2 separate regions of the Homo sapiens genome follow, and region 1 is linked to region 2. A link is a loop called in an ENCODE intact Hi-C map of the cell type or tissue named here. Cell type or tissue: natural killer cell. All regions are shown on one strand. Each heading gives the region's core, and the rest is flanking DNA. Links, peaks and the distances in the headings are about the cores only.

Region 1 (7,863 bases), core at 2,496-4,995, 290 kb before region 2:
ATAAAATGTGATTATTGCATATTGATCTCTTATCCTGTGATCTTGCTGTAATCACTTGGTCTAGGAGATTTTGTATATTCCTTTAGGATTGTTTATATACATAATTATGTTGACTATGTAAATAAGACAGTTTTACTTCTTCCTTTACAAACTGTGTTTTTTTTTTCTTGTCTTTTTGAACTATCTTTGTAAGAGTGGATATTTCTGTCTTGTTTCTGTTCTAAGGTAGAAAGCACTTAGTTTTTCACAATTAAATATGATGTTAGCTCTAAGTTTTTTACAGATGCCCTTTTTTAGGTTGAGGAAATTTCATCCTATTCTGAGTTTGCCAAGAGTTTTATCATGAATTGGTGTTGAACTTTGTCAAATAGTTTTTTCCTGCATCTGTTGAAATGATCACATGATTTTTCTCCTATATTCTATTAAAATGGTGAATTATATTATTTGCTTTTCATATCAAAGCAACATTGCATTTGTTGGAGAAACACCAGTTGATCATGGTACTTTTTTAAAAAAAATTGCTAGATTCAATTTCTTAATATTTTGTTTAAAATTTTTGCATTTATTTTCATGAAGGATATTAGTCTATAGTTTTCTTAGTATGTCTCTGTCAAGTATTAAACCAAGGTATTGCAGGCCTTATAAAATGAGTAGAGCAGTATTCCCTCTTCTTTTACCTGACATAGTTTGGGAGAGATGGTTATGTGTTAAAACATAATTTTTTCACTTAACATGTTAAAACTTAAATGTTTCAAAAAACTTAAATATTTCATAAAATTCACCATGAAGTCATCAGAGTCTGGAGTTTTCTCTGTCGAAAAGTTTTTATTTAAAAAATAATTTTTACTAATAGTCTGGGCACAGTGGCTCATACCTGTAAGCTCAGCACTTTGGGAGGTTAAGGTGGGAGGATTGCTTAAGCCCTGGAATTCAAGACCAGTCTGAGCACTGTAAGGAGACCTTGTATCTACAAAAAAAATTTTTTTTTTAATTAACTAGGCTTGGTGGTGTGTGCCTGTAGTCCTAGTTACTGAGGAGGCTGAGGTGGGAGGATCACTTGAGCCCAAGAGGTCCAGGCTGCTGTGAGCCATGGTCAGGCCACTGAAGTCCAGCCTGGGCAAAAAAGTGAGACACTGTTTCATAGGAATCGTAATAGTAATTTGTTGTAGGGCAATCTGGGTCTTCTGGGTTTTTGTGAGTCTGTTTTTGTAATTTCTGTCTTTCAGAGAATCTTTTTTATCTAAATTATTGAACTTTTTGGCATAGTGTTGCTCACAATTTTTTTTCTTATTTTTCTTTTGATAACTGTAAGAACTGTACCAATAATTCTCTCCCATTTCTGATATTGATAATTTTTTCTTTTTCTTTTCTTTTTTATTTATTTATTTATTTTTTTGAGACAGGTTCTAGCTCTGTCACCCAGGCTGGAGTGCAGTGGTGCAGTATCTGCTGACTGCATCCCTTCACCTCCTGGGTTCAAGCAATCCTCCTGCCTCCGACTCTGGAGTAGCTGGGATTACAGGCACGCATCACCACACCCGGCTAATTTTTGTATTTTTAGTAGAGATGGGGTTTACCATGTTGGTCAGGCTGGTCTCAAACTCCTAACTTCAAGTGATCCACCTGTCTCGGCCTCCCAAAGTGCTGGGATTACAAGCGTGAGCTACTGGGCACCTGGCCTGTGGCCATTGATTTTTAATTGACCAGGTTGGCTAAAAGTTTATCAATTTTCAGAGAGCAAGCTTTTGATTCCATTGACTTTTGAGTGTGTCCGTTTTCTGTTTCATTGATTTCCACTGTTACCTTTATTATTTCTTTCCTTCTACTTACTTTGGGTTTATATCATTATGAGATGATCTTGTTTATCTCTAGCACCACTTTTTTCTTAAAATCTCTTTGTGGTAATGCAGCTACTTCAGCTTTCTGATGCTTTCTTATGTTTCCATGGTATGCGTTTTTTCATTCTTTTACTTTCGACTCATTTGTACTTTTGCATTTAAATAGCATCTTTTGTAGACAGCACATACGTTCTTGTTTTTATTAATATATTCCACCTGCTAATCTCTGTCTTTTGGTTCGACTGTTTCATCTATTTATATTTACTTTTTTTTCAGGGATGGAGTTTCTCTGTTGCCCAGGCTGGAGTGCTGTTCACAGGTCTCCTAACATTCTCTATTTGTCTTTTTTTGTTTGTTTTTGAGACAGGGTCTCATTTTGTGGAGTGCAGTGGTACAGTCACAGCTCGCTGCAACCTCAACCTCCTGGGCTCAAGCGATCTTCCCTCCTCAACCACTGGAGCAGCTGGAGTACAAGCATGCAGCACCACACCCAACTAATTAAAAAAATTTTTTTTTTTGGTAGAGATGGCGGTCTTGCTATGTCTCCCAGCTGCTCTTGAACTCCTGGCCTCACCTTGGCCTCCCAAAATGCTGGGATTATAGGCATGAGGCACCATGCCAGCCCTCTGTTTTTCAATTGAATACTTTCTATTGGTCTATCTTCAAGTTCACCAATGAATTCTGTCACCTACATTCTGCTACTGAGCCCACATAGTGATCTTTTATATATTGTTACTTTCTAATTTCCTTTGTATCTAATAGTTTAACAATTGATTATCTTGGGATATAATTATATCATCTTCCAGTCATGATAATTTTACCACCTGCTATGGTTTGAATGTATCTGCTAAAGTTCACGTGTTGGAAACTTGATTCCCACTTCAGTCAGGATCTCTTTGAAATTAAGAAGTGTGTGTGTGAGTGTGTGTGTGTGTGTGTGTGTGTCCTTGCTGCCTGAGGGTGGAGGAAGAAATTGTGAACAGGAATCCTGTATTTGCTTGTCTGTGTCAGGGGAAAAGAATTATACCCCAATTCTTTTCCGCTGATCCTCAAGCCTGGGAAATTTTAAAGGAGATGGGAAACGACCCCGCCTTCTTATGAATATGCAACAGTAAGGGGTTGGGAGAAGGGAGAGAAAAGGCCTGCAAGAAATTCACCCCAGGTCCTCCTGCTCCGGGCTCAGCCCGGGCCCCCCACCGTCCTACCCACGAAGAACAGCAAACAATAGCACAGCCCCGGCCCTGGAAGCCGAGCTAGCCGCAGAGGGTGATGCGGAACTGCTCATCGCCAGGGAAACGCGGCATTCGGACAGCCGTCCAGAGCCTGTCTGAGTTCTGCTGGGCGGGGAGCCAGAGACTGATTCGCTGCGGTCCTGGGCCCAGCGGCTGGGAGGTCCCGCCCTGGCCGAGGAAATGAAGAGGGCGCAGGGCATGGGGGCGGCGCGCACCCGGGACAGTTTCCAGTCGGCTTCTCCGTGACCTTCCTCCCCCTTCCAGCTCGGAGCGGGATGCTGGGATCCCTCCAAGGACCCTCTGAGGACGTAGGAGGGATGCTGAGACAGGCAAGTGGGATTTCTCTACATATTGTCACCTCGCCCGCACTTTTGGAGAAGGTAGAGCCAAGCAGCATTTGGCCGAAATCCTGTGCCCGTGGAACATTTTTTTCCTGAAGTGGGGGGTGAAAGTTGATGATCAGCGGCTCCGGGTAGGAGAAGGGATAGAGCTATAGGTGCGGTGAGGTTAGAGAAGTTGTCATGGCCGAGCTTGCAGTGAGCCGAGATCGCGCCACTCCATCCTCGGCGACAGAGCGAGACTCCGTCTCAAAAAAAAAAGAAGAAAAGAAAAGTTGCCGCGGCCCCAGCAGGCTCAAGGGGTGAGCGCATAGGGGCGCCGGGGCAGTAGTTGCACAAAGCCAGCCTGGCGGTCGCGTTGCCATGGCAGCGGGGGAGGGGCCGAGCCGCAGCGTGGCTGTGTTGCCGGGCGACGGAGGAGCCGCGGGGGAGGCCGAAATCTCCCGGTGCTCAGCGTCACTGCGTGAGCCCCCACTCTGATGCTTCGTTGGTGTGTGTGTCTGTCGGTGTCAATCCACAGTCCGCTGGCAGCCTCTGTCACTTGGTTAGGGAATAAACTATCACCTACTTAATACCTTAATGCTCTGCTTTTGAAAATATTTGGATTGTGGTGTTATGGAAGACATGAACAAGAATAGTACTCCTACTTAACGAAGTTTTGTTTTGTTTTGTTCGTTTTGAGACAGTCTTACTTTGTCGCCCAGGTTGGAGGGCAGTGGCGGATCTTAGCTCACTGAAACCTCTGCCTCCCGGGTTCAAGCGATTCTCCTGCCTCACCCTCCCGAGTAGCTGGGATTACAGGCGGCCGTCGCTACACAAGGCTAATTTTTGTATTTTTAATAGAGAAAGGGTTTCACCATAATGGCCAGGCTGGTCTCAAACTCCTGACCTCAGGTGATCCGCCCGCCTCGGCCTCCCTAAGTGCTGGGATTAGAAGCTTGAGCCACTGCGCCTGGCCAACAAAGTTTTTTAAAAAATACGTTGTATTTCCTCGTTTTTAAGGTAGCATCTACTGATGGGAGTTCCTTAATTATCATTTAAAAAGTAAAGTACAGAACCAGATTTGGATCCACGAAACGAATTGTTCCTCAGCTTTTCAAACATACTAACCAAAAACATTTGCAAAAGAAAAATATATAAAGCCGGTAGCAGTACTAAATATTAGGCCCAGCACTAAAAATGCAGACAGTTCTACTGTTGGAAAGATGGCGACTTTCACAAAGGACTAGAGAGCATCAGCCTCATTTTATTTCTATGGGTATTTTCATACATGGAGATGTGCTAGGTGATTTTGTCTTACTATGTCAAAGATTACTTGTTTTAGCCATATACCATAGGAAAAAAAAAATGTCAAGGGGTTCGAATGATCTTTTTTAGAGCAGTTTTTTTGTAGCTACAATAGTACTTCTATTTTACAAATTATGTTATTTGTTTACTCAGATACTCATTCATCAAACATTTACTGAGGCTCTACTATGTGCTGTGTACAGTGCTAGACTTGAGAGCAGAGAGATAAGTGGTGAGAAGAACATACAAAACTGAATTAGAAAAATTCACAGTTTCGGGAGCCGGAAATGCTAGGAAGCAGTTGTAAACCACTGTGGTACATTCTCATTGTGAGATGCCACCAGGACAGCCCCTGCTACTGGCCAGGGCCTCAGGTACACAGACCACAGCTGAGCTTGGAACTTCATTTGCGTTGTGGGTTTTGCTCTTTCAAGGCAGGCATTTTTGGACCCATTTAAAATAGAAGGAGTCCAGCACTCAGAGAAGTGCGGTGATAAGCCTCATGTCTCACGGCCAGTCAGGCTCAAGATCCAAAAGCCACTGCTATGACATATATTTTGGAACATTCGCCCTTTGATCATTAAATCCTCACTACCTGAATGACTATATTTTTTGATCATTCATAATGGTAAGTGAATTTCTTAAAAACAATAACTGTGATGCAATTTTCTTTTTGGTTGAGATCTGAAGTCACGTATTTCTAAAATCAGATACCAATTGCATTCTGAAGATGTGTTCTTCCAACTGGAATGTTGTCATTGTCAATAATACTTTTTCCAGGGGTTCCTGGGAAGTAAATGAGAAAATTTAAATTTGGTTATTCATGATTTTAAAACATGTAAAGATGTGTGTGTTTTAAAGTACTGTGTTTAATAAATCGCTATAGCATTAGATTTGTTTAAAGCAAAATACACTAGTTATCATTTAAGTTTTTATTAACTTTTTAAATTTTTTGTCAGATTTCTTACTTTCCACTTGCAGCCACATTAGAGAGGTCATAGGAAAAATTTCTACCTAGAAAGTTCAGGTATGGACCTGGCTGGTCCTGCATGAAGACTTTGCTATGCATTTTCCACTGCAGCCTGGGAAACCTCTTTGAACTAATTTTATAAGCTATTTTACTGTTAAAATTTTATTTTTTCAAATAGATTGCAGAATCCCTGAAGGCAAGGACCAGGTCTTCTGTGTCTTTAGAATTCTCTTCATAATACTAAATACAACACTCTTCATAAATATTAACTGGCAGAAAAAGCAAAAATAAACTTTACCGGACTGATGAAAACTAGAGTAGAACTAATACTTTTATAGATACTATCCTGAGTCACAGAAGTTTTGCTTATTTGCTGATTTTTTTTTCATTAAACTCTACTGTGAAATGCTAGGGAGTACCTATTTCATAGGTAGAAAAACTGAGTTGTAGTGATTAGCATATGAAATATTTTTCAATGCATTATCTTCATTGAGCCTTACAACAACCACTCAGGAATTCACATCACCATTTTTTAAATATGTGAGAAAACAGAAGCTCAGAGAAGTTGAACGAGTCAGACAGGGTCACCCAGAAAGGAAGAGGTGCATCTTCTGACCGTGTCACATGATTTTTATTCTGCCATTGCAAACCAGGTACACGTGTGAGCTTCGGGAGGCTGGGTCTCCCACCAGCCCTGGAGTGCTAGGTGCAAGATCCCTTCTCTCCCTCACCTCCTCAAGGCTGCTCTGCCGTCTGGGAAGAAGGTGAGAGAAACTCTTTCAAAAGACAAAGGGGCAGGGCCAGTGAAAGGAGGAGCTGGAGAGGGGCTCCCTGGAGCAAAATGAAGTGAGATTGAGAAGGAAGAGTCAAGTGAAGTTGATCGAAAACCAGCCACTGTTCAAAAATGGGAGTGAGGGGTTGGGAGAGAGTGTCTTTGTTCGGGCTGCCATCACAAAACACCACAGCCTGGGGGCTTAAGTGACAGACCTTGATTGTCCCAGTGCTGGGGGCTGGTAGTCCGAGATCAAGGAGTCTGCAGGGATGGTTTTTTCTGACGCCGCGCTCCTTGGCTCACAAACAACTGCCTTCTTACTGCGTCTTCACGTGGTCATCCTTCTATATTGTCTGTGTCCTAATCTCTGCTTATAAGGACACCAGTCATACTGGATTAGAGCCCACCCATATGACCTCATTATACCTCAATTACCGCTATGAAGGCCCTATCTCCAAACACAGTCCCATTCTGAGGTACTGGAGTCAGGACTTCATCCTGTGAATTTTGAGCCCAGAGCAGAGAATTTTTAAAAAGTGGACACTGATCTGTGACTTTGAAGACAAAACCTGTTGACCTGTTTCAATTGCTTTGTTATTCTCATTAGTATTTTCTCTTAGCACAAATAAATGGTTGAGCAAATAGTGGCCATTTATTTTTACACTAGTATATTCTGTTGGTTGTTTTTTTTTTTTAAAAAACATCCAGAACTGAATTCTATATCTAGCTTGCTTCATAATTTATTTTCACTCTCATCTCTGCAGGGCCAGCTTCAAACCTTGTCAAGCTCTGACAAGGGAAGATGAAGCCTAGTTCCAGCTAGGGGTGACCTGTCTATCTGCATTTTTTGAGCTGCAGAGTGATGGGAGTCATATTCGCTGCCTGTGCAGCACCACAGGCCTGATGAAAATGAAATGGCAACACCGTGCAGATGGCAAAGCGTAGGCCTCACAAACATCCTGGCCGTGAAGGTAAGTTGAGCAACTTTCTGCCTGCATGGCATTATCCATGCTTATTTCTAACAAGATACCTATGGCAGAGTATTTCAGGCTGTTTGTGAAGGGCAGCCAGTAGAATTTGAAGGTTTTCACTGAGGCATTGAGCAACTAACAAGGGTGTAATTGGAACGTGTGGCAAGAACTCCAATTGTTAAAATATGTGGTCATAAAATGATAGGGTCTAGGGCGAAGCCTGCAGGTCTTGTGGTCAGTATCTTGCCCTTGGCTGGACTACATAGTGTCTGTTTTGTAAAGGTAGAAATCAATACTGTGTTTCAAGTCAGCTAAAGAAGAAGGTTCCAGAGTCTTCTGCCACAGAAGTTTCGGTATTCACCAGTCATCAGAGTCTCAAAGTACTTGTGTTTGTCTCCTTAACTTCCTTCATTACTTTATATTCTGCCTTCAAAGGGAGGGAGAGTAGTCTTCTA
Region 2 (5,989 bases), core at 167-2,666:
CAGAGCCAGCAGCCCCAGGACGAGCAGCTCCTGGCTAGGAACAGAAGACAGGCACTGTGGGACAAGTCAAAGGTAAAACCTAAGAGCTCACCGCAAGATACAAAGAAGCCCAGAGCCAACGACGCCCCAGCTCTGAACTGGAGACGGGACAGAGGCTGAGTTTTGAGAGCAGGAGGGAGTGGAGCTGCTGGCTTGGTTGTGGGGTCTGGAGCCAATGGGGTGTTGGCTGCCCAGGGTGCAGGGCCCTAAGTTGAATACTGATGTGAAGCTATACATTAAGAGAATGATTCTTCAAAGCTCCTTAGACATTAATAACAGATTATTAGTGAGAGTTAATATGTCAGTTTCTAGGATTCCTTTTGATCTTATTGTTGTCCACATGTTTAAAAGATTGAAAAATACTATTTGTGAAGAATGGCTTGAAAGTCTAGATTAGATATACTAGTGACTTTTCCAACACTAACAGTTTACATTCTGGAACATGAAACATATTTCATACTTTAATTCAGTCACCCAACACTGACTATTAAGCATGTTCCTTGTCCTTGAGAAAGTCATAGCTAGGATAAGAGTAGGGACAGGATATAAAGGGACAGATATAAACTTAATAATAACTATAATGTAAATGCGATACATATTTTAAAAGAGGTTAGTCTAACATGTTTATAGAACATCAAAGGCAGATATTGTTATGGCAGAGGATCAGGGAACTGAAAAATAAGTCATGGAACCGTCACCAAGCAATGATGGTTACAACTTTTGTTTGTTGTTTGGTTGGTTTTTGTTTCCTTAAGTTTATTTTTAAATAGAGATGGGATCTTGCTATGTTGCCCAGGCTGGTCTTGAACTCCTGGCCTCAAGCAATCCTCCTGCCTCAGCCTCCTAAAGTGCTGAGATTACAGGCATGAGCCACTGCGCCCGGCCAATGGTTAAACTTTTGAGGGATGAGCCAGAATTTGATGGGCTGTTTTGGGTGGGAAAGTTGCTCCAGGCGGAGAGGTCAGCGTGGACGGATGGAAGGATTTTGTCCTATTCGTTGGAATAAGGAACATTCAGTGGTACACATTGGCTAACGCAGAGGTTTCCAGCCAATGCAATCAGAATCCATTGCCTGCAACTTGTGGCTTGCTGCATGGACAGGCAACAAAAGGCATATGTCCTAGAACAACCTGAGCATGTGGTGTGGTTTAAGTAAGCTTAACCTGAAGGTCCAGTGGTTCCCAAATTTTTCCAGGTGTCAGAATCATTTGAGGAGCTTTTCAAAATAAATTCTCAGCCAACATCCTTCCCCACTACCACCACCCAACCTGACTCAGTGGCCCAGGGCAGGGGAGGATCTTTATTTTTCTAAACATTTTCCATGTGATTAGATGCCACAGGCCCTGGGTGTTTGGGAACCACTGAAGGGGGATGGACCCTGGAAATTGTGCATCATGTTTTGACGTTGTCAGTTCCTGTGACCCAGCTCTTTCCCTCTGTGTGCATCTCCGTGGCCTGAGCTCTTGGGGTTCACCCATAGTTTCAGCCCACAGAGCAGCAGCCCGTGACAGCTGCTCCCAGCTGTGAACACGAGCTGCCCGCCTGGGCTTGCCATTTCTGTTTTTAAGATGGGAAGTCAGAATGGCTTATCTCAACTCTGAGGAAGTCTGAGCCATCAGCAAGAGGTTTTCTCAAATACATGATTTTAGCAGATTATTTTAAGGGTGGGGGAATTTCCCTGAAGTCAAGGGAGGGGAAATTCCCCACCAAGGAGTGATGCTGGGTGGGAGATGCTGGTCGGGAACCAGCTGCTCATTAGCTAGGCAGTGTTGGAGAGTGCCTCATGAAAATAGCTAAATCTATGTCTCCTTGTTGTCAAGTGCCTGATGTTTAAGGGCTGTGTTAGATCTCACCTCCCTTTCATTTAACAGAACACCTCAACCTCCACCCTGTTATCACACCCTCACCAGGACTACCCTCCCCCACTTATCAGTCAGGGGCTTTTTTTTTCCTGATGTCTTCTCTAACTGTATTTGTAACAATCCTTCCAATTTAAAAAAATGACACCTCCTCTATGGCTACCACATTGTTCTCTGTAGTAGTTCCTAAAGCTAAAAGTGGCCAGGGCTGAAAATGGGGACTGGGGCATTCTACTCACTGACAGCTGCAGCCAGGAGGAAAGCAGAGAGGGGGAGGAAAATGAGACATTTGTGTAAGGGATGGACTGGGGAAGGACCAATGCAGCCCCAGGAATCAGGGGCCCCCAGAGGGCAGTGTTTCTAGGAGTGATGGTTAACCATGGTTATTGAACAAGAGCATTATAAATTCACTTTATTACATTTTTGGAATTGATAGTACTCTGTGGAACAGATGTGTTCTCTTGGAATTGTCCCCAGTCAGAGAGGCGCTGATGGTCAGCACGCAGTTTTGATGACCAAGGGTGTGCTCCTTCTACCTGACTGAAGCTGCGGGAAGTGTTGTAGAAAGAGCCTGCTCTGTCTGCTCTCATATTGATTGTATGTAGGCATTTGGGGTTTTAAAACTGATTTCAATTTGGAGCAGTCTTTGCTTCTTGTTTACAAGATCGTTTCCAAAAATGGCTTTTTGGGCAAGGTGCAGTGGCTCACGCCTGTAATCCCAGCACTTTGGGAAGCCAAGGCAGGTGGATCACCTGAGGTCAGGAGTTTGAGACCAGCCTGGCCAACATGGCGAAACCCCATCTCTACTAAAAATACAAAAATTAGCTGGATGTGATGGCACGCACCTGTAATCTCAGCTACTCGGTAGTCTTAGGCAGGAGAATCTCTGGAACCCTGGAGGCAAAGGCTGCAGTGAGCTGAGATCGCGCCACAGCACTCCAGCCTGGGCGACAGAGCAAGACCTTGTCCCTCACCCCTCCCCCAAAAAATGTTTTTTCCACACCAATTTTTTCAACAAAAGAAACTACGGTTGGTGAGAATGTGGAGAAATTGGAACTGTTGCGCACTGTTGGTGGGAATGTGAAATGATGCAGCCATGTGGAAAACAGTATGGAGAGTCCTCCAAAAATTAAAACTAGAACTACCATTTGATCAAGTATGCTAAAGAGTTGTAAGCAGGGTCTCAAAAAGATAGTAGCACATTACTCACAATAGCCAAGTAGTAAAAGGAGCCCAAATGTTCACCCACAAACAGGTAAACAGAATGTGGTGTGTATACTCACAATGGAATATTTTTGGTTTTTTCCTTTTTTAAAAATCAATGGAAGTGCTAACCAAACAATGGAATATTATATAGTGTTTAAAAAGAAGGAAGTTCTAACACTTGGTACACATGAATGGATGTCAAGGACATTATGCTTAGTGAAATGAACCAGCCATAAAAGGACATATACTGTATGATCCCATTCATATGAAGTATCTAAAGTAGTCAACATCATAGAAACAGAAAGTGGAAAGGTGGTTGCCAAGGAACAGGAGAGGAAGAAGAGGAAGTTGGTGTTTAATATGTGTGGCCGTTCTGCAAGATGAAAAAGTTCTGTCGTACAAGAGTGTGAATATACTTGACACTGCTGAACTGGAACTGTGTGCTTAAAAAGGGTTAAGATGGTAAAAGAAAGGAAGAAAGAAACAATAAAATTTACTTTTTAATTATTATAATACATTCATTTCTCCTGATTTTGGTGACATACATTTTGAGAATTTATAATAGCTTTACAGCGTCAAAATTCCCTTAGATAAGAAGTCATCATTATTAACTTTCATCTGTAGTTGAGGTTCAAAGCCTATTGAAGTTAGTGAGGAATGGAACATGTAGAGGTGAAGAAGGCAGCAGCACCGGCCTGTGGGTCTGGCCATTGTGAGGAACTCTGCCCAGCAGAGCTGGCATTGACACGCTGTGGACTACTACATCTAAGATTTTTCAGCTGAACTGCAAATTGCTATTTCCCCATCAGCAATTCGTAATTCAATTGAACAATGTCTACTGAGAGTATGTGACACTTTAAAAAGTGTTCAAGTAGAGTGGAGTCAGATTACAGAGAAGATATACCGTAAAAGAATTTTGTTATGAAGCAATAGACAACTCGCATGTCATTTCTTGTGACATCATAAAACCACTGTTTTAAGAAGTTCACCTTGGGCCGGGCGCGGTGGCTTACGCCTGTAATCCTAGCACTTTGGGAGGCCGAGGCGGGCGGATCACAAGGTCAGGAGATCGAGACCATCCTGGCTAACATGGTGAAACCACGTCTCTACTAAAAATACAAAAAATTAGCTGGGTGTGGTGGCGGGCGCCTGTAGTCCCAGCTACTCGGGAGGCTGAGGCAGGAGAATGGCGTGAACCTAGGAGGCGGAGCTTGCAGTGACCCGAGATCGCGCCATTGCACTCCAGCCTGGGCAACAGAGCAAGACTCCGTCTCAAAAAAAAAAAAAAAAAAAGAAGAAGTTCACCTTGGAAGTAATATATAGGATGGCTTGGGGAGGGAAACAGAGTCATGAAGACTGGCTGAGGGATTTTTCTAGCTAGAATCTCAGATGAGCACAGGGGTGGGAGTCAGAGAGACCTGGGTTCCTATCCTGGTTCGGACCCAGCCCCTGTATAGCCCTGATAAATGACTCAACTTCTTGGAACCTCAGTTTCCACATCAGCAATTTGCAGTTCAATTGGAAATCACATACTGAGTGCCTTCTGTATGCCAGGTACTATGCTAGGGGCTGGGAAGACAAAAATCAAACGTCTGTCCTTTCCTTTAAGTCTGTCCTGTCCTTTAAGATGGTAAGCGACCTAGACAGTAAGCGTGGGGAATCATAGAAAACCACCAGGCCTGGACGAAGCATCAAAGCATAGCACAAAGATTCTTCCTGTCTAGACATCAGACACTGAGAAATCCCACTCCATAAAACACACTTGAATTATGGGACAGGAACACAGGAGTCATTAACTTTAAGGGACTTTAAAATCGTGAAAGTAGTTAGGGTGGTGAAGGGAAAAGGATACAACCAGAAAATGGAATCAGGTCCTTGACAGGCCCCACTGGGAGCAGGGATTGGTAGTTGGAAGGAAGGGTTAGTGAGGGAACGGAGGGCAGGACATACGGCTGCTCTCCAGAATGGGAGCAAAACACACAGATTTGGATACTAACACTGTTTTTAATATCATTTTGTCTTATTACAAGTAACAGCTACTGCTGGAGGAGACAGTTCTGCCCAGTGGGTAAGAGTTAGATGGCCTGAGCCTGCTGCACACAGCTGTGTGTTATTGGGACTTGAGTTTCCTCATCTGCAAGTGGGGACAACTGACAGTACCTCCCATGTAGCATTGTCATGAGGATTATATGAGCCGGTTCATCTCCACAGCTTAAATCAGTGCCTAGCACATTATAGGCACCTGATAAAATAACATCTTGCAATTCTATTTTTAATTTTTTTTTAATTTATAGAGATGGGTCTTATTATGTTGCCCAGCTTGGTCCCAAACTCCTGGGCTCAAGGGATCCTCCTGCCTCAGTCTTCCAAAGTGCTGGGATTACAAGCATGAGCTACCACGCCCAGCCACATCTTGCAATTCTATACTGTTTTTCAATTTACAGGGTGCTTTCATGTATCATCATTCCACTTGAGGCTCAAAGCACACCAATAACAAGTACTTGTTCAGAATGTATAAACAACCCTGAGAGATGGGTTTTATCATCCACATTCAACAGGTGAAAAAACAAAGAAAGAAACTTGACCAAGGACTCATACTCAAAAAAGAAAAATATAGAAAAGAAAAAAAATGTGCATCGCTATCATTTGAAGGCAAGTTCATCTGACCCCAAAGCCTTGCATGAAGTCCACATGCTGTTTTTCTTTCCTTCCTTCCTTCCTTCCTTCCTTCCTTCCTTCCTTCCTTCCTTCCTTCCCTCTTTCCTTCCTTCCTTCCTTCCCTCCTTCCTTCCTTCCCTCCTTCCCTCCCTCCCTCCCTCCCTCCCTTCCTTCCTTCCTTCCCTGCCTCCCATGTATGCCAGGCAGGAACACAGTTAAGAATAAAG

What was found. A loop is a pair of places that touch in the nucleus more often than their neighbours do. Peaks named below come from ENCODE experiments on the same cell type or tissue, not always from the same donor. Only the 100,000 strongest peaks of a DNase experiment are listed, where the experiment ranks them.
Region 1: it touches region 2 in a loop (3-fold over the local background); 2 of 110 quality-filtered maps call a loop at or near these places.

What each region holds. Positions count from the first base shown.
Region 1 is chr13:23,976,526-23,984,388 of GRCh38, forward strand. It overlaps a transcript of SPATA13 not described here. Among named protein-coding and RNA genes, the nearest start is that of C1QTNF9B, 83 kb to the left of the region's middle. In natural killer cell, for the core only: no CTCF peak of the experiment used is centred there; DNase peaks (open chromatin) are centred at 3,176 and 3,796; H3K4me3 peaks cover 1,075 bases; H3K27ac peaks cover 441 bases; H3K27me3 peaks cover 126 bases.
Region 2 is chr13:24,273,066-24,279,054 of GRCh38, forward strand. The region is part of intron 4 of SPATA13 (spermatogenesis associated 13); the gene reads left to right. Among named protein-coding and RNA genes, the nearest start is that of SPATA13-AS1, 22 kb to the left of the region's middle. RefSeq lists enhancers at 1,556-1,845, 2,146-2,205. In natural killer cell, for the core only: no CTCF peak of the experiment used is centred there; a DNase peak (open chromatin) is centred at 1,716; H3K27ac peaks cover 2,500 bases.